Regions from separate parts of the Homo sapiens genome. Here region 1 is linked to region 2. A link is a contact called in ENCODE Hi-C or POLR2A ChIA-PET data. All regions are on one chromosome and are shown on one strand. The core of a region is the stretch at or near the end of the contact, and the rest is flanking DNA. Distances in the headings are between cores, read along the strand shown. Region 1 holds the start of SNAI3 (snail family transcriptional repressor 3). Region 2 overlaps ZFPM1 (zinc finger protein, FOG family member 1).

Region 1 (2,700 bases), core at 100-2,599, 220 kb before region 2:
CCACCTCCTGGAGGCTACTGCAACAAGCAATCCTCCCTCCTCAGCGTCCTGAGTAGCTGGGACTGAAGATGGGTGTTGCCACGCCTGGCTAATTAAAATAATTTTTTTTTTTTTTTTTGTAGAGACGGGGTCTCATGTTGTTTTTCAGGCTGGTCTCAAACTCCTGGGCTCAAGCAGTCCTCTTGTCTCAGCCTCCCACAGTGCTGGGATTACAGGCGTGAGCTGCTGAGCCCAGACTCACAGCCTAGTTTTTTTTCATTGGCAAAGTGGGGCTGATACTAGCCCAGCTTTTCACACCCTGGACGTGTGATGTGGGACGTGGGATGCTGGTGTGGCACGGCCCTCCTCCCTGCTGTCTGTCCCTCAGAGCTTCCATGGACTCACCACCCCCCACCTTCTCCACCCCCGGCCCACAGGGGGCAAAGGCCACCCAGCTCTGAGGTGGAAGCCCTGCTGGGGAGGCAGGCCGGCGGCACAGCCAGGGACACCCTGTGTGCACGCCAGCCCAGAGACGGCCCCACCTGGCCCCCAACGTTATGAAATGTCCATGTCAAAAGAGACCCAGACACTGGACACAGCGGCTCCCAGCTTTTTATGACCCTGAGGGCTCTACAGGACCACAAAGGAGGGAAACGGATTGCCCAGGTCACACGTGCAGCTGTTGCAGAATTCACGTGATTCACCGGTTTTATTAAACTTCCCATAACCATGTCTGACCCCCTGGGAATTCCAGAATTCCAGGCCAAGTCCTCCGTCCCCCAAAAAACAGCTTTCTGGAGGCACTGGACAAACTCCTAAAGGGCTGACTCCAGTGGGGGAAGCCTTCGGAGACTGCAGCCCATCCAGAAAGGACCACTGTCTCCAGGCCACCGGTCCCGGGCCTGTTCCAGAGCCGCCAGTAGGGCTGGTCACTAGGGTCAGCTTCGTTTCGCCTGGGCTCTCCCCATCAATCCTGTCCTGTGAGTTTGCAGAAGGGATGGGGAGGCGAGGCCAGGCCGCAGAGTGAGCGTCATTCTCCGCAGCAAGGGTTCTCCAAGGACCGCGCTCGGCCGACGCTTCCACATTCTGTGGAAGAGATTCTCGCTCGGTTTCCACACAGCTTTGAACTCTGCCCTTCACTCACGGCGAGTGGGTGGCCAGGCCCGACGGGTCGGTGTGTGACTCGGCGGCGCGCACGCCAGAGAATTCCCGTGGGGAGGACACCGGCGGCCACGCGCTCCCCGCCCCGTCCCGCCCGCGCACCTGTCCTGGGCGTGTTGCCCGAGACCCCGCCTCGCCCTCAGTTCCGCCCCCGTGGCCCCGCCCCACTCGCGCCGGGCGCTGGTTGGCGGAGGCGGCGCGCTATGCTAATGAGCCTGACCCCTTCAAGCGCCGGCGGACGCAGCAGTCCGGACCCAGGCGCGCCCCTCCCGCCCCAGCCCACCCCGGCCTGCCGCCCGGGAGGGGAACATGCCGCGCTCCTTCCTGGTGAAAACGCACTCCAGCCACAGGGTCCCCAACTACCGGCGGCTGGAGACGCAGAGAGGTACTGACTACCCGATCCCCGAGCCCCTGCCGGGACTCGACCCTGAGGGGCGGGAGAGAGAGAGAGGCCCCTGGGAGCGGGGGCTGGGGAGACACCTGTCCCAGGTGGGAGGAGAAGGAGCCAGCGCCTCTGCGCAGCGGCTGCGGCTGCAGGGAGGGAGGTGGCCCACGGGCGCCTCCACTTCAGGGCACTGAGCCCCGCCTCCGGCAGGGCGGGCGGGATTCTCTCCCAACTTGGAGAAGTTTTCTAAGTTTTCTAAGCCCCCAAGTCTCCCTGGAACTCACCCCTGATATACAGCCGCCCGTCCCAACCACTACAGCCCCAGCTAAAGGCACCCTGGAGTCATCTTCCTGGCGCACACGTTTGGGAGGGGTCGCGGGGTGGTGGGTGGGAGGGAAGGAGGGCCGTCTGGGGCGGCCCGGCTCAGGGACCCCCGGAGCATGCTGACTGGGGGTGTAAGCACAGGGGATGGTGAGAAGGACACATGGGCTCTTTCTGGTGCAAAGGCACTGCCCCTCCTGCATTCAGTTCAGGTGAGCCTCCGCCCGTGGTCTCCCTCCCTCCCCCACCTCCCTTCACCCCAGAAGCCCTCCTGCTCACCCCGGCAGGCTTGCCTGGGCAGGCTGGGCTAAAGGGCTGCAATCCTCCACACACCGGCTAGGCTGGGGAGATGGGTGCCCAGCAACCGGGCTGCCCGTTCATTCCCACTGCCTGCTAGGCTTAGGGACACGAGAGAAGAGGACTCTGTCCTTCAGAGGACAGCCTGCCACACGGGCGGTGAGAGCAGTCCCCACCTGGCTTGGCAGCTTCTTGGGACAAAGGCCCACTGAGGGGCGCCGGCGGACGCGGTGGTCGGGACTCACGCTCTGTGGCCGGTGGGGGAGAGCAGGAAGGGCGCTGTTGGGGCTGTGGCCCCCAGCAACACCGCCAAGAGGCCTTTATCCCAGCTCAGAACCCAGAGTTGGGGATGGGGGGGATCCCACCTGGACCCACACCCGAGGCCCGGGCTGCCACCAGGGGGTGCCAGCTAGGACCATGCTTTTCAAATGTGCATTTTGAAATCAGTTTCATCAGTCACCCCCAGCAATTTTGTAAAATAAAATAGAGCAGAAACTGCCGGAGTGCCTGGCTCATGGTGAAGGACACTGGCTTCTGTTATGTGTATGTGGATGCGC
Region 2 (2,700 bases), core at 143-2,642:
CAGGATGGGCTGTGCGGCCCTCAGCCGTCCCCTGCCCTTTCTGTGCTTGGCCTTTCTCCCTGAAAGGTACGGGTGAGCCCCCTGGGAGGCTCGTGGGCTGCCCCCCACTGCAAACACCCCAGAACCTCCAGCCAGGATGGAGACTCTGACCTCGGCTAGACTCTAAGCCAGAAGCCAGGGTCCCTTCTGTTCTCTTCATGCTGTGTGATCTTGGGTGAGTTACTCAACCTCGCTGAGCCTTCAGTTCTCTGAGGAGAATGAGGTCATAGGCGCCCCTCCCAGGGCTGCAGAGTACTCCATGCCAGAACTGCCGGGGCTGGGTAACGGAGCTGTTGTCTAACCACGGCCGCCATCAGGATCACTACAACTGGGGGTCCCAGAACCACCCAGAAATGTCACCATCCACACCGCCCCAGGGATCCTGCCTTTGGGTTCCCAGAGGATCTCATTTCTCAAGAGTCACTCAAAATATAAAATCCAGGAAGGGGGAAATGGCAAGCTGGCCTGCACCCACTGGGAGCCCAGGCGGCTCCACAGGAAGCCTTTCTGCCAGCGAGGGAGCGGCCGGGCCACTGCCTCAAGGAGACATCGTAGCTGCGTGGCCTTGGTTTCCCCCGTGCACGGCGGGCCCCTTGGCACCCTCCACCCCATGGCTGCTTCACCTGTCCCTCCTCCACCCCTATGGCTGCTTCACCTGTCCCTCAGCAGGAGGATTAGCCGCACGCCGGGCTCTAATCGCCGCTAATCGCTCCATCAGCGCCGGATCTCGGATCAGCTGAAGGAGGCGGCTTTATCCAGACAGACGCCGCGATGGCACCTGAGTCCCATCTGGGCGCAGCTGTCAGGTGCAGCAGCAGGGCCAGGGATGGCTGGGGACAGGGTGGGAGCCAAGCCGGGGAGCACACAGGGTTTCTCAATGCAGGCAAGCCCCTCCCCCTCCCCAGCTGGCCAATGGGACTCTGCCTGGGCCCTCCACATTTATTAAGTACCTACTGTATAACCGGGCACTGTTCTAGGCACCAGGGGGACACCAGGGATCCACACAGGCGAAATGCCCACCCTGGGGCATTGCATTGCTGTCAAGGCTGTGAGGAGGGCCCCGTGCTCCCACTCATTTGACAGGTGGGGAAACTGAGGCACAGAGACATGGCCCAAGACAGGCGCAGCCAGCCAGGCCCAGACTTCTGGCTTTTCCTCCACCCTTTGCCCACCACCAGGCTGCTGGGAGGGGCACTTCCCCGACAGAGGGCTTCCCCGCAGGCCTGTGGGCCACGGTTACTAGCTCCCAGCACCAGCCTGTTTCCAGCATTATGACATGTTTCTGCTGTTTGTCTTCTGAGCAGACGCTGCGCCCTGCCTGTGTCTCCCCAGCCCGGGCCCTGCTGTGAGCTAACTCTGCACCTCCGGACACGGGGTCTGTGCAGAGGCCGCTGCGGTGTAGGCCGGATGCTCTGTGGTTCATGGTCTGGCCCAGGGGCCAAAAGAGGCTGGGAGAAACGGCCAAGGGCTCCCACCCACCCCAGGCCCCCATCCTCCTCACCCTCCTCCCTACCTTCTTTTTCAAAAACATAATTTATCTATGTATTATCAAGAAATCCAGACACTTTAATCAGTGAGCTATGAAGTCAGAATTTCCATTCTTATCTTCGGGAGGAGTGGAAATGGACGAGATAGGCAGCGGATCGCTGGTGGGGAATGTTAATGGGTGGAGAGGCTGGGCTATTGGCCACCGAGAAGCTGGTATCTCCTCCATTATCAAGGCTGTATCTCACTCACCATCTTGGCGCAGTAATGGGGCCAGTTCAACTTTCCCAGTTATCGCAGGAGCTGAAACCTGTGCCCGCCAGAGGCCCGGACCAGGAGACAGTGCAGGGCGGACCAGGCCGCAGCCTGTAGAGCTGGAAGGGTATGGGAATGATCGGCTTGAGCCAGGGCCCCAGAGGGCCTGGGTGCCCACCGACCATTGCCATGGCGGGGGTAGGGGGTCTCTCTGCTTTCTGGGAAAATGTTTGGTTTTGGTGGAGCTGGGTGTGGGCCTATGAGCAATGGGGGAAACTGAGGCTGACTGCCTCAAGGTCCCAAGAAGGCTGGGGTAGTCCCAAGCCTTCCTGAGCTGTTCCAGGCCCACGAAGTGGAAAGACGGTAGGTGGTGTTGGGGACAGCAGCAGGACTGAGGTGCAAACACCCCGTCCTCCTGCCTTGGGACTTGCAGGGTGTCCCGTCCCCTCTGGGAGCATATCCAGGGCCCAGGCCTGGAGTCGGGAACTATCAGTCATAAACAGGCAGCCTGGGGGCACCTGGGGGCCCTGCCCCTGTGGGTCTCAACCTTAGGCACGGCTCACATGCCTCGGCCCCTCGGGCCCAGGTGTGCTCAGTGCACCCTTAAATTTTGAGGGGCTGCTCACCTCTCCTCAGGGCCCTTCCTTGAGACGCGGCACCCAGGCCCTAAACAGAGCACCTCTGTCCACTGGGAAGAAGGAGCCTCCAATCCATTCCTTCCAGCCCCCAAGGATTGACCGATGGACCACGGGGTATAGAACAAACACCTCGATCAAGGGCTCCTGGCTGGCTGGAGCCCCATCCCATGGTCTGGGACTTCCTGGAAGTGCCCAGGGCTGGCCCTGCCCTACGTGTGCCAGGTCTAGCCGTGGCTCTGATCTCTTTCCTACATTTCTAAGGCCCTGCAGTGGCCACCTTGGC

The links. A loop is a pair of places that touch in the nucleus more often than their neighbours do. ChIA-PET counts read pairs that join two places held with the same protein, here RNA polymerase II (POLR2A). Pooled maps may share reads with other maps.
Region 1: a pooled map shows a loop between it and region 2 (3-fold over the local background). The contact joins the promoter of SNAI3 here to the enhancer-like site in region 2. A Hi-C loop is called at or near these places in 5 of 168 maps with a recorded cell type or tissue (CD4-positive, alpha-beta T cell, PC-9, mammary epithelial cell and 1 more), 18 of 37 single-sample maps with no recorded cell type and 11 of 50 pooled maps. POLR2A ChIA-PET finds 5 or more read pairs at or near these places in 2 of 52 experiments (GM10248 and H1).

The regions. Positions count from the first base shown.
Region 1 is chr16:88,685,156-88,687,855 of GRCh38, reverse strand. It overlaps SNAI3 (snail family transcriptional repressor 3), which reads left to right and starts at 1,349. Exons shown (of 3, transcript NM_178310.4): 1 at 1,349-1,525. The coding sequence starts at 1,450. It overlaps SNAI3-AS1 (SNAI3 antisense RNA 1), which reads right to left. Exons shown (of 4, transcript NR_024399.1): 4 at 670-1,065. RefSeq lists silencers at 1,069-1,528, 1,579-1,738.
Region 2 is chr16:88,463,885-88,466,584 of GRCh38, reverse strand. The region is part of intron 1 of ZFPM1 (zinc finger protein, FOG family member 1); the gene reads right to left. Among named protein-coding and RNA genes, the nearest start is that of MIR5189, 3.7 kb to the left of the region's middle. Within about 2 kb of position 1,392, at least 2 of the 41 ENCODE cell types and tissues checked have a DNase peak (open chromatin) inside an H3K27ac peak, as active enhancers do.